Linked DNA regions of Homo sapiens: region 2 is linked to region 1. The links are chromatin loops, found by intact Hi-C in ENCODE. Cell type or tissue: PC-3. All regions are shown on one strand. Each heading gives the region's core, and the rest is flanking DNA. Links, peaks and the distances in the headings are about the cores only.

The links. Hi-C counts contacts between places; a loop is a spot of excess contacts. Peaks named below come from ENCODE experiments on the same cell type or tissue, not always from the same donor. Only the 100,000 strongest peaks of a DNase experiment are listed, where the experiment ranks them.
Region 2: it touches region 1 in a loop (14-fold over the local background); 3 of 110 quality-filtered maps call a loop at or near these places.

The regions. Positions count from the first base shown.
Region 1 is chrX:15,239,213-15,245,766 of GRCh38, forward strand. It overlaps ASB9 (ankyrin repeat and SOCS box containing 9), which reads right to left. Exons shown (of 7, transcript NM_001031739.3): 7 at 4,775-5,418. The coding sequence ends at 5,294. Among named protein-coding and RNA genes, the nearest start is that of ASB9, 28 kb to the right of the region's middle. In PC-3, for the core only: a CTCF peak has its summit at 3,906 (motif pointing left); a DNase peak (open chromatin) is centred at 3,889.
Region 2 is chrX:14,961,209-14,967,762 of GRCh38, forward strand. No RefSeq gene overlaps it. Among named protein-coding and RNA genes, the nearest start is that of MOSPD2, 91 kb to the left of the region's middle. In PC-3, for the core only: a CTCF peak has its summit at 3,465; DNase peaks (open chromatin) are centred at 2,483, 2,833 and 3,443; H3K4me3 peaks cover 933 bases; H3K27ac peaks cover 2,899 bases.

The DNA of each region.
Region 1 (6,554 bases), core at 783-5,782:
CTGCCTCTGGAAGTGCACGCCTTTGGAATTTGCAGGCACCTCAGCCATATGATAAGATTGGTCTGTGGTCATGAAGTAAGTCTATTTCACAATGAGTAGGAGCTGGTCACTCCCAGTGACACCACCGTGGAATGAGACAAGAAACCAGAGTGTGGGAGGTGGGCCTTGAACAGAAGGGAGGCTCGTTTTCTCTCTGGGCTTCACTCTCCAGGATGTGGAGGAAACATCACAGATAAGTGAAGTCAGGAGAGGTAAGGCACCAATGTCCTCTATCCCAGGGATGTTGGCCAAAAGCTAGGCCAGGAGGTGAACCTGTAGCAAACTCAGCTTCCCTCTTCGTTTCCACAAACTTTAATGAAGCCTCTTGTAAAACATCTGCTTACTTGGAACTTTCTTGCTTAGATTTATAGAAGAGTCATGAAGGCCAGCAGAAGAGAGAACAGCACTCCCCCACCACACCACACCCGCTAGGTGAGCACGCCAGTGGCCCTGTACTTAGTGAAAAGGCCCCAAAGGGAAGCGTCAAGGCTGAGAAGTCCCACTTCCTGGCCCCACCTGGACTTTTCATTCATCACACTGCCAAACTTGATGATGTAGGCTTGATGTGATTAAAGGAAACTGACAGAAGCGTATGACCTTGGGGAAGTTGCTTGACCTCTCTAAGCCTCAGTTTCCGTAGCTGTAAAATGGATATAATAACAGCACCTATATAATAGAATTATTATAAGTATTAAATGAGTTGATGTTTGTGAAATTCTTAGGGCCATGCCTGGCATGGAGTAAACACTGTATGCATGTTGGATGGAATAAAAATAATCATTATGCAGGGCAGGTGGGGGGGCGGGGGAGGGGGGGCACAAAAAAAAAAGAAATAATCATGGCCGGGCACAGTGGCTCACGCCTGTAATCCCAGCAGTTTGGGAGGCCGAGGCGCACGAATCATCTGAGGTCAGAAGTTCGAGACCAGCCTGGCCAACATGGTGAAACCCCGTCTCTACTAAAAGTACAAAAATTAGCCAGGCGTGGTGGCCTGCGCCTGTAGTCCCAGCTACTTGGGAGGCTGAGGCAGGAGAATTGCTCGAACCCGGGAGGCAGAGGTTGCAGTGAGCTGAGCTGGCGCCAATGCACTCCAGCCTGGGTGACAGAGTGAGATGCTGTGTCAAAAAAAAAAAGAATCATAATTATGATATTATGTATTGTACTTCAGATAAATCAACACAGAACTGATGGCTATTAGGTATTAACAGGTTTGGTGGGCAGAATTCTAAGATGCCCCCAAGATTCTAAGCCTCTGGTGTACATACTTCTTTTGCCAGTTATTCAATCAAACACTATCCTGGGTGGTGCTTTGAAGTGATTTTGAAGATACAATTAAGGTCCCAAATTACAGGGTGGGCCTGTCCTAATCAGGTGAGCCCTTTAGAAGCAGAGCTCTTGCCGCCAGCCAGCTGGTCACAAGGTAGGAAGTCAGGGAGATGCACTCCACCTGGCCTGGAAGAAAGTGCACATCGACATCAAGAATATCCTGTGGAAAGGGTCACATGTCAAAAAACTGTCGCTGGTCTTCAGACGATGAGAGCAATCTCGGCTGACAACTAGCAGGAAAAGAGAGACCTCAGCCTACAATTGCAAGGAACTGAATTCTGCCAACAACCAATGAGCTCAGAAGACCTCTGAGCCCCAGATGAAAACCATTGCCCTAGCCAACACCTTGATTGCAGCCATGTGAGACCCCCAAAGCCGAGAATGCAGCCACCCCATCCCTGAAATTCTGACCTACAGAAATTACGAGACAATCAATTGGTGTTATTTTAAGCCACTTAAGTTTGTGATCATTTGTTACACGCAATAGAAAACCATTACAGAGGAAAGAAAAGAAATACACAATTAGGAAATAAGCAGCCAATTTTGTCCAAAGCCCAGGAAGCTTCTCCTCCACCCTCCCACATTACAGGGAAAGACTTTGTCACTAAGTCATTCCAAAATAATACCAGTTCAGAAAAAAGTTCATTTGCCATGTTAGCTTTGGTCTTATGGGAAGGGGTCGTCATTCTGTGCTCACCAGCATCACTGGCAGAACAAGGCTGACCCATTTGCCTCAGGAGACAGCAAGTTTGGGACCTCCCAGGCTGGTTCATGTGATAAGGGAAAGGGCTCTGTGATGTCCAGGCCTAAACCTGGCACAGCCTCCCGGTATCACACTGGGACCTCTGACCTACAGACTGGGCTCCACCTCCTTTCCCAGACCTACCAGGAAATTAAGCAGGGTGTTTTTAGGACCCAGTGACCAGTACTCTGGGATTCATTGAAGAAAAGAGAAGGTGGAGTGTGTACTGATTAACAGCCCTGGCTTGGGCATTAAACTCCGGCTTCACCACCTACTGACTTTGTTAAGTTCCTTAACCCCTCTGCACCCCCATCCATAAAATCGGGATAAGAACTGTGAGGGTTTGAGGGAAGGTTTATAAATCACTAATGCATCATGCCTAGCTTTCAGCAAGCCATCTAGAATGGGAGCTATTATTCAGTTGGTTTTGATGCTGGCTTGGTCTGAGGCTGAAGCCCTAATGCTGGGCTTTTATCATATTATGAAGGCTGAAACCTCATGCTCCAGAGTAGACAGCTGAGCCCATCTTAGACCCTCATTTCTGAGCCCCTAATGTCTGCTTAATGGCTGGCCACTGCGACCTGGTACACGGAGTATCAGCCCATGTCAATTAGCCCCATTATAAACCCTGAAGAAATAAGCCATCCTTTCCTGGTCCCTTCCTCTTGCCTTCCTCTTTCATTGTAACATGAATTGTGCTAGCAATGGGCACCAAGTAGCCAGCATGTGTACTGAATAAAAGCAAGGAATATGTAGTACAATGACAATGAGATTGGTTGACAATAAATATGTGTCGTTTGCAATCTAAAAACAGACAAAATGATCATTTAAAAAAGATGGGTTCATGAGTTTATGTCCATCATTCATAAAGGTAAGGTCTATTCAATGCCACTTAACCAGCTTTGATGATAGAATTTATGAGGTTGTACCAGGTTGGAATGATAAAGCACTCAAAGGTATATGCCACTTATAAATATAACCACATCTAGACTCATAACAGATTATTTAAATATAATATTCTTTTTGAGCATGGCTAAGTGAGGTCATTTGAAATTTTCCTAAATTGCTATGAGTGAAGTGGTAACGGTATTTTTCCCATCTGTAGGGATGACCATCTATTATATGGACTTGCAAATTGATTAACTGCCTGGACTATCTAAGAAGAAAAAAATGCTGTTCTAATAATTGTTACAGTTCTGGGTTAAACTCGGTGGATTTGACTGAAGGAAGATTAACATAAGCAAGGGTCTGATACATTTTATATGAGAAACCATGCTATTTTCTAAACTGGTGCTTTCAGAAAGAAAACCATAGCAAAACGTCTACAGCTCCTCACCCCTTAGCGGATGACTCTGACCAGAGCGTAACATCCAAGAAATCAAGTATCTTTACCTGTCACATTCCTTACCACCCTGGTGCCTAGAATAGTGCCTGATAAAGACATGGGAATTCATCACATATTTTCTAAGTAAATGAACTAAATGAATTACCTAGTGGCAGGATGTTGATGTTAATTAACGGCGTAAATCCTAAGCAGTACATGTAAATATGATCAGATCAATTTTTTTAAAAGTAGGAGGTAAAGTTCTGTTAAAAAGAAGTAGGAGAGGTAACGTTCTGTAAAGTCACATTTGGATTATTGTGTACATAGGAAAAGAAGGAAACCCGGTGTCAGTGGAATCTATCACTACAAAGTTTTCATTCTTGAATGGAAATTTCCAGAGCTTATGTTGTAAACCATTTTATGATGGGTCATTTATGAGGAGCAAACCTTTCGCTTAAGTGACTGTGACAACAGTGCCATCTGCTGGGAAACTAGCTGTGCATTTTAGACTAATATTCTGGAGTCTTTCATATAGCAAATTAAAAATTACAGAAAAATTATATTGGAAATAGATTTAGAGATCATCTAGACCATATGTAATCTTACAGGTAAGGATTTGACTTAAGGAGTTACAATTTTCTTTCGATTGATGCAATGGAGCCCCAAATTCATCTCTCAGAGAGATAACTGAAACTACAGCCATCATTACTAAATTATACCAGTGTTCCTGTAAATCTGAAACTGAAAGGCAGTTAAAAATCCATTCCTCGAGCCTCCAAAGAGCACAGTCCAATAGAAATCTGTTCAATGGGGCAATGGAACTTTCTTCTGCAATAATCTGTACCTGCACTGTTCAATACAGTAGCCACTAGCCATTTGTGCATATTTTATACCTGAAATGTGGCTAATGACACTGAGAAACTGGATTTTTAATTTTACCTAATTTTAATTAATTTACACTTCTAAATAGGCACATGGCTACAGCAGGGTTTCTCAACCTGGGCACTACAGTATTAACAGTTTGGACTGGAAAGTTCTTTGCGGTGGGGCTGTCCTGTACATTGTAAGAGGCTTTGCAGCATTCCAGACCTCTACCCACTACATGCCTGTAGCACCCCTCCTCAGTTGTCACAAACAAAATGTCTCCAGTTATTGTTAAACATCACTGGGTAACAAAATTAACCCCAGTGGAGAACCACTGAACTAGTTGCTACTGTATTAAGCAGCAAGGTTCTAGAATATGCTTAATATGTATAGTGTTTTGGTTGAAAAAAAGAACTGGCGCCCACACTATGCTAGGACAGTAGTGGTTTTGTTGTAACAACAGGGAAGCTTAAAACAAATTAGACAAGCCAAGAAATATGTTTCTTTATTTTCATTCCCATATAGCAGAGATGGAACCAGGACAGTGATGCTGGAAAAGCCTGCCTCGATCAAGTCATCACATAAGTTAATGTCAGAAAACCTGTATTTGAATTTGACTCCTCTATCCTTACTCTGGAAAATTGGACATCTTGACCCAGTGGCTGTGAGGGCTAAATTAGATGATGCAGAAAGTGCTTGGCATGCAGTAGATATGCAAAACAATAACTTATGACACTCTCCATGCAGGGAAAAAAGTCTTCATGCCTTCTAACTAATAATACAAACGTATGCAGTGTCTTTCAACCCTGGCTTGAGTTTAACAAATACAAATTGAATAGAAAAAATTAGTCAAACTCCATAAACAAGTTTATAACAAATACAAATCTAATCGAAAAAACTAGTCAAACTCTATAAATCCAACTTGATTTTAAAATTCTAGTGGCTACAACACTCAATAATGTTTTCACATCGTTTGTGAATCCATTCCCTAGATGCATTTAAAGATGTAGGAGAAACTGTTTCAGATCCTCTGGGAGGACGAGTTTGGTTATCTTATGATGCTGCTGGATTCCAAAACACTTCCGAATTCTAAGGCGGCATAACTGCATCAAAGAAGGGGGCCCTGGAGAAAGATCATAAGACAAGTCATACAATGGTGCTATTGATCTAAGACTCCTTTTTTTTAAAAAAAAAAAGCATCCAAGATAGAACATTGTTATAAGGAAATAATATTGAACTATTTAAGACCATTTTCTGGGGTTTTTTTGTAGAAGGCATTTTTAGGCTATGTTCTCTCTTTTCCGGTAGCTAATTGAAATAAGCTTGTTAGGTTTTTAATTTAGAACAGAGTGAAAGAAATTTAAAGCTTAGCCTCACTAATGGAGGCTTAAATAAGCTAACTTGGGAATTACACAGCTATACAAAAATTCCAATAATACAAATAAAATTTATGTTTAATGGTGTTCTTTTATCTTTAAAAATAAGGGCATATTTCTAGATGCAAACATTTTTATTTTATAACTTGAGCAAATTAAGGTACTCAAAAATAATGAGCTCACAGTGAATCCTAAGAGTATGTGAAGTCGTGTTTGTTTTTACATCCTGTATTCAGAGCTATTCCAATGCTTCAATTCATAAGTGAAAAGTGAACTAGCTAGCACAAACCTTGCTTAGGGAACACCCAACAGTTTACATTTTAGGACAGTGGTTCACAACTGGGAGGAGGCTCAGGGAAGGAAAGGAGGAGGAGATCATTTTGCTCCTCAGGGGACATTTGGCAGTGTCTGGAGACATTTTTGGTTGCCAAAACTTGAGGAAGGGTGCTACTGGCATCTAATGGGAGAGGCCAAGGATGCTTCTAAAAATCCCAGAGTACACAGGACAGCCCCCAACTGATTCAAAATGTCAATAGCGTCAAGGTTGAGAAACTCTGTTATAGGGCAAAAGGATGGGGAATGATTTTCCCTGCCCCCCTACCCCTGTTCCTGCATCAAATTGTAATGGGAATCTTCTTTTGGTTATTTTTTAAAAAGCAAAACTATATACCCTCAAGAACTCCATAAAGCCGTAGCCCTCAATCCAGGTAGCACTTCAGACTCACCTGGGGTGGGGGTACATTCAACTACATGGACGCTGAGTCCCCCCAACCAGGGATGTTGCTTCAGTTATTGTTGGGTGAAGCCCAAGCATCTGGATTTTCTAAAGGCATGTGCCCGAGGTCATCTGAGTGTGCGGTCAGGGTTGTGAATACATCCAAAA
Region 2 (6,554 bases), core at 641-5,640, 280 kb before region 1:
GGCAAAAGTTGAGCAAGGTTTATAACAAAGTACAGGTAGAATTATGCCATTCTTCTGCATAAAACCATCCAATGACTTCCTATAGTACACTTAATAAATCCCTTGGCAGGCCCTTCATGGTACATCACATACCAGGCCACCATCCACTTCCCCAATATCAGGCCTTTCCCTGATTTCTTCATTCAGTTTTTTTGGGGACAATCTTGGCTTCCTCGCTAAGATTGTTCCTGTATCATACTTGTATTTTATGGTCCTTCTCCCTGAAATTCTCTCCTCCCAGGGGATGCCCCCTTCCTTATAATTCAGTCCTCTGACCACCATTGATTCACAGAAAGGCCTTCCTAGATTACCCCTTCTCAAATGCTCCCACCCCTGATATCTTAATCTCTCTACACTTTTACCCTGCTTTATTGTCTTCAGAGACCTTAACCCTATCTAAAATCACATTATTTATTTTAACCTGATTACAGTCTGTTTTCTCCACAAGAATATATGGTGGGGCCTTGTTGATCTTGTTTACCTCTGTATCCCAAGCATCTCTCAGGGTATGGCACATAGTACATGTTCAATAAATATTTGCTGAATACTAAATAGATGTGAATAGTGAAATATATATATATACACACACACACATATATATACATATATATACATATACACACACACACACACACATATATATATACATATATATACATATACTAGACAGCATGTGCTATTATTTAACAATTTCAACCCATTTTCTTCCTCCACACACAGGGACCACAGGAAGTTTGTCTAACAATTTAAGAGGTCCAGTGTTATAATATGTGAATAAGATGGTGTTAATATTAGAACACAGCTAATTTTTTTTTTTTTTTTTTGAGACGGAGTTTCACTCTTTTTGCCCAGGCTGGAGTGCAATGGTATGATCTCGGCTCTCTGCAACCTCCGTCTCCCAGCTTCAAGCGATTCTCCTGCCTCAGCCTCCCTAGTAGCTGGGATTACAGCCATGCACCACCATGCCTGGCTAATTTTGTATTTTTTTAGTAGAGATAGGGTTTCTCCATGATGGCCAGGCTGGTCTTGAACTCCCGACCTCAGGTGATCTGCCCACCTCAGCCTCCCAAAGTGCTGGGATTACAGGCGTAAGTCACCACGCCCAGCCAAAACACAGCTAATTTTTAAGCAATGGCTCTATTACCGTTTTTTTTTTTTTTTTTTTTTGTGAGACAAGGTTTCATTCCTGTCACCCAGGCTGGAGTGCAGTGGCGGGCTTTCAACTCAATACAACCTCTGCCTCCCAGGCTCAAGAAATCCTCCTGCATCAGCCTCCCAAGTAATGGGGACTACAGGCATGCGCCACTCCCCCAGCTAATTTTTGTATTTTTAGTAGAGACGGCCGGTCGGGGGCGGGGGGGATGTTTCGCCATGTTGCCCAGGCTGGTCTCCGACTCCTCCCCTCCAGTGATCTGCCTGCCTCAGCTTCCCAAAGTGTTGAGATTACAGGCATGAGCCACCGCGCCCAGCTCTATTAGCTTTTAATCATGATCAAGTCTCTTTCGTATGGAAAAAAATAAAAAATTCCTTTAATTCCATTTCTATCTCACGTTCACTCCTAGAAACTGCCCCCTTTTCCGTTTCCTTTAAACTAAACTTTGTGTCTGAACTTCTTTCATCATTTACTCATTTCCCAGCACCACTTTTGCCAAAACAACTCTCAATAATGCCATCAGGAACTCCATCCCACAGAAACTTTTCTGCTTCTATCCCTTCCCTGTGGAATACAAAAGAAGCGCCACTATATGGAAGCCTAGACTAACGGTGCCCAATTTCGACTCATTGTGCACTGATCTAAGTAGAAAATAAAGGGAAATTTGAGTACCCACCTACTGTTATATGTTCGGTTATGTATTTATTTTTAAATTATATGCTTATAGTATAGTTTAATATAGTATGTACATTACAAATAAAAGCAAATTTGCAAATTAATATGAAAAAGGTGAAGAAAAATAGATACTAAATGTCTTGCTAATTAGGATGCTTCATATTTTAATTCACTAATATCTTAAACATGATAGATGCTTAACAAGTTCCATTCTTAATCATACTGTATGAAAACCCTTATTTCAGGTAATCTTGATGATTTTAAATTTTTCTTAGCTGATTTTTCATCAGCTTTGATTGATTTTCATTACTCATGTGACTGATGTAAATCTTATTTTCTCTCTGATGCTTGCATTATTAGTATTATCTTATTAATATTATTGTTTACTGGTATCTTTCAAAGCCACTTATACATTTCAGAGATTTAAGTCAGTTACCACTAGATAATACAATCTGTAGACAGACATTTGCAGAGGCCATCTGTCACCATACACTGATAGCAAAAAAATGAAACTAGAGGCACCACTGACCATTCCTCCTCATTGTGGGATTCCAGTACTCTCTCCAGATGTCTCATGGACAGGACAGATGGAAGGAATGAGGGGGCCAGTGTAAGCCCTTATGTGACGTACTAGAAAATCCTGTTTCCCTTCCCTTTTTTTTTTAGAGAACAATAATCTTAAATAGAAGTTTGAATTTTCCCCCTGAACTATGATCTTGAGAAGTGTGTACTCTAATTTGCAAACCTGTAGTCTAAACCAGGGGTAGGCAAACTTTGTAAAGGGCCAGAAAATAACCATTTTCAGCTTTGTGAACCATGCTCTCTTTGTTGCAACTACTCAGCTCTGCTGCTGTAGGGCAGAAACAGCCATAGCCAATACATGAATAAACAAGCACTGTGGTATAATAAGAAATAGATTTGGTCTCTGTCTCCAGTTCCTGCCACAGAGCTCATAAAATCCTTGGAATTTCCTGAGTAATAGGAGTGTCTTTTGTGAGTCATAAAGAGCCCCTTTTAATCAGACCTGAGTTTACTCTAATGAGGTGACTTAGGGTGGGGTCCCTAGATATCCTCAAGATGGGGCTGGTTGGTCACCAGAAAAACCAACTGATTGGAAATTTTACCCCAGCCACAGACTTCTGGGAAGGTGAGGAGGGAGCTGGAGATTAAGCTCTATAAAAACTCTTGAAAAAAGAGATTTGATGAATGTCAGGATTGGTGAACACATCAGGGTACTGGGAGGTTGGTGTACCCAGAGAGGGCACAGAAGCTCCATGTGCCCCCTTACCCCATAACTTGCCCTGTGCATCTCTTCCATCTGGCTCTTCCTGATTTGTATCCTTTATACTAAACTGGTAAACATTAAGTGAAGTGCTTTTTTTTGAGTTCTTTGAGCCACCCTTGCAAATTATCAAACCTGAGGAGTGGGCCGTGGGAATCCTCAATTTATAGCTGGTCGTCCAGAAGTGTGGATGGCTGGACTTGTGACTGGCATTTGAGGTGGGCATAGTCTTATGGGACTGAGCCCTTAACTTGTGGGATTTGACACTAACTCCAGGTAGTGTCAGAATTGAGTTGAATTGTAGGACATCTAGCTGGTGTCCAGAGAATTGCAGAATTATTTGGTGTGGGAAAAAATCCACATATTTGGGGTCAGAAGGGTTGTGTGAGTGTAGAGAAACAGTGTTTTCCCACAAGCATAGCTGTTGTTCCAACATTGCTTTATTTACAAAAGTGGGTGGCAACCAATGTGGCCAATAGCTGTAGTTTGCCCATCTCTTGGTAAGAACAGCAAAAACCCAGATTCTCACAGGGGGAATTTGACACAGAAGAGCCTTGCTCCCAATAATGAAAGAAATAGTACAAGATGACAAATGCTTTTAGGTTCAGAGAATTCTAAATGTTGCTAAGGGTTAGGAAAGCAGGTGCAGGCTTCCAGCTCATTAAATCAAAGCTTTGGAAAGTAAACCACCAGGTCTCAAGATTAGAAAGATTTTCATGGTGTGCATTAGGTTGAACTAGAAGAAAGTGCTGATATTTGACCATTATTGACAAGCAAAAATGGCAACTTCATATGACTGAACTTATTTGCAGAAATAATACTAACGGTTAGGTTTAATTGAGTGCTTACTATATTTTTGACACTGGACCAATATTTTGCATGCATTCTTTTACTTATTTCTTATATCAAATCTGTAAGGTCACTACTATTATTTGCACTTTCCCAATAAGGAAATCAATAGCTGTTTACATACCCTGCCCAGAATCTCACAGCTAGAAAATGCTGGAATAGAAAATACTGTAACTGAACTTAGGCTTATTGAATCAAAAGTCCTTCCTCTTAGCCATCAAAAGTTTTCATGTTTAAAAACAATTTTTTTTTTGTAGAGATGGGTGTCTTGCTATGTTGCCCAGGCTGGTCTTGAACTCCTGACCTCCAGCAATCCTCCCACCTTGGGCTCCCAAAGTGCTGGTGAGCCACTGCTCACAGACATGAGCCACTGCACCTGGCCTGAAAGTAATCACTTTGGAAAAGTGAGGTTATGAGTGAAGAAGAAAAAGGGCACAGTATTATTTTGATGCACTATTATACAAATGAGCCAAATATGACCTCTGTATAATATGACCTCTGTATAATGGCCCCTATGTTGACCTCTGTATAATATGACCTTTGTATAATGGCCCCAAATATGACCTCTGTATAATGGCCCCTATGTTGCTTACTTCTTCACAGAGTGCTGAGAGGCTACAAGTGCCAAACTCAAATTCTTATGCATCCAGTTATTTTAAGTATAGCTCTCCACAAGCATATTTTATAGCATATTTTATATCAACTTATATATCTCCATGGTTTTATTTTTATATTTGTATGCAGGAGAATAACTTTATTACAATGATTATTTGCTTTTTTAAAGTTTTTTTAAAATTATACGTTAAGTTCTGGGATACACGTGCAGAACATGCAGGTTTGTTACATAGGTATACACGTGCCATGGTGGTTTGCTGCACCCATCAACCCATCATCTACATTAGGTATTTCTCCTAATGCTATCCCTCCCCTCGCCCCCCACCCCGACAGGTTCCAGTGTGTGCTGTTCCCCTCCCTGTGTCCATGTGTTCTCGTTGTTCAACTCCTACTTATGAGTGAGAACATGCAGTGTTTGGTTTTCTGTTCCTGTGTTACTTTGCTGAGAATGACGGTTTCCAGCTTCATCCATTTCCCTGAAAAGGACATGAACTCATCCTTTTTGTGGCTGCACAGTATTCCATGGTGTATATGTACCGCATTTTCTTTATCCAGTCTATCATTGGTGGACATATGGGTTGGTTCCAAGTCTTTGCTATTGTGAACAGTGCTGCAATAAACATACATGTTCATATGTCTTTATAGTAGAATGATTTATAATCCTTTGGGTATATACCAGTAATGGGATTGCTGGATCAAATGGTATTTCTGGTTCTAGATCCTTGAGGAATCGCCACACTGTCTTCCACAATGGTTGAACTAATTTACACTCCCACCAACAGTGTAAAAGCATTCCTATTTCTCCACATCCTCTCTAGCATCTGTTGTTTCCTGACTTTTTAGTGATCGCCATTCTAACTGGCATGAGATGGTAACTCATTGTGGTTTTGATTTGCATTTCTCTAATGACCAGTGATGATGAGATTTTTTTTTCATATTTTTGTTGGCTGCATAAATGTCTTTTTTTTTTTTTTTTTTTTTTGAGACAGAGTCTCGCACTGTCGCCCAGGCTGGAGCTCAGTGGCATGATCTTGGCTCACTGCAAACTCCACCTCCCAGGTTCAAGTGATTCTCCTTGCCTCAGCCTCCCAAGTAGCTGGGATTACAGGTGCCTGCCACCATGCCCGGATTTTTTTTTTTTGTATTTCTAGTAGGGACAGGGTTTCACTATGTTGGCCAGGCTGGACTCGAACTCCTGACCCTGTGATCCACCTGTCTCAGCCTCCAAAAGTGCTGGGATTACAGGTGTGAGCCACCACGCCCAGCCATAAATGTCTTCTTTTGAGAAGTGTCTGTTCATATCTTTCACCCACTTTTTGATGGGTTTTTTTTTCTTGTAAATTTGCTTAAGTTCTTTGTAGATTCTAGATATTAGCCCTTTGTCAGATGGATAGATTGCAAAAATTTTCTCCCATCCTGTAGGCTGCCTGTTCACTCTGATGATAGTTTCTTTTGCTGTGCAGAAGCTCTTTAGTTTATTTATATCCCATTTGTCAATTTTGGCTTTTCTTGGCATTGCTTTTCGTGTTTTAGTCATGAAGTCTTTGCCTATGCCTATGTCCTGAATGGTATTGCCTAGGTTTTCTTCTAGGGTTTTTATGGTTTTAGATCTTACGTTTGAGTCCTTAATCCATCTTGAGTTAATTTTTGTATAAGGTGTAAGGAAGGGGTTCAGTTTCAGTTTTCTGCATATGGCTAGCCAGTTTTCCCAGCACCATTTATTAAATAGGGAATCCTTTCCCCATTTCTTGGTTTTGTCATGTTTGTCAAAGACCAGATGGTTGTAGATGTGTGGTATTATTTCTGAGGGCTCTGTTCTGTTCCATTGGTCTCTATCTCTGTTTTGGTACCAGTACCATGCTGTTTTGGTTACTGTAAACTTGTACTATAGTTTGAAGTCAGGTAGCATGATGCCTCCAGCTTTGTTCTTTTGGCTTAGGA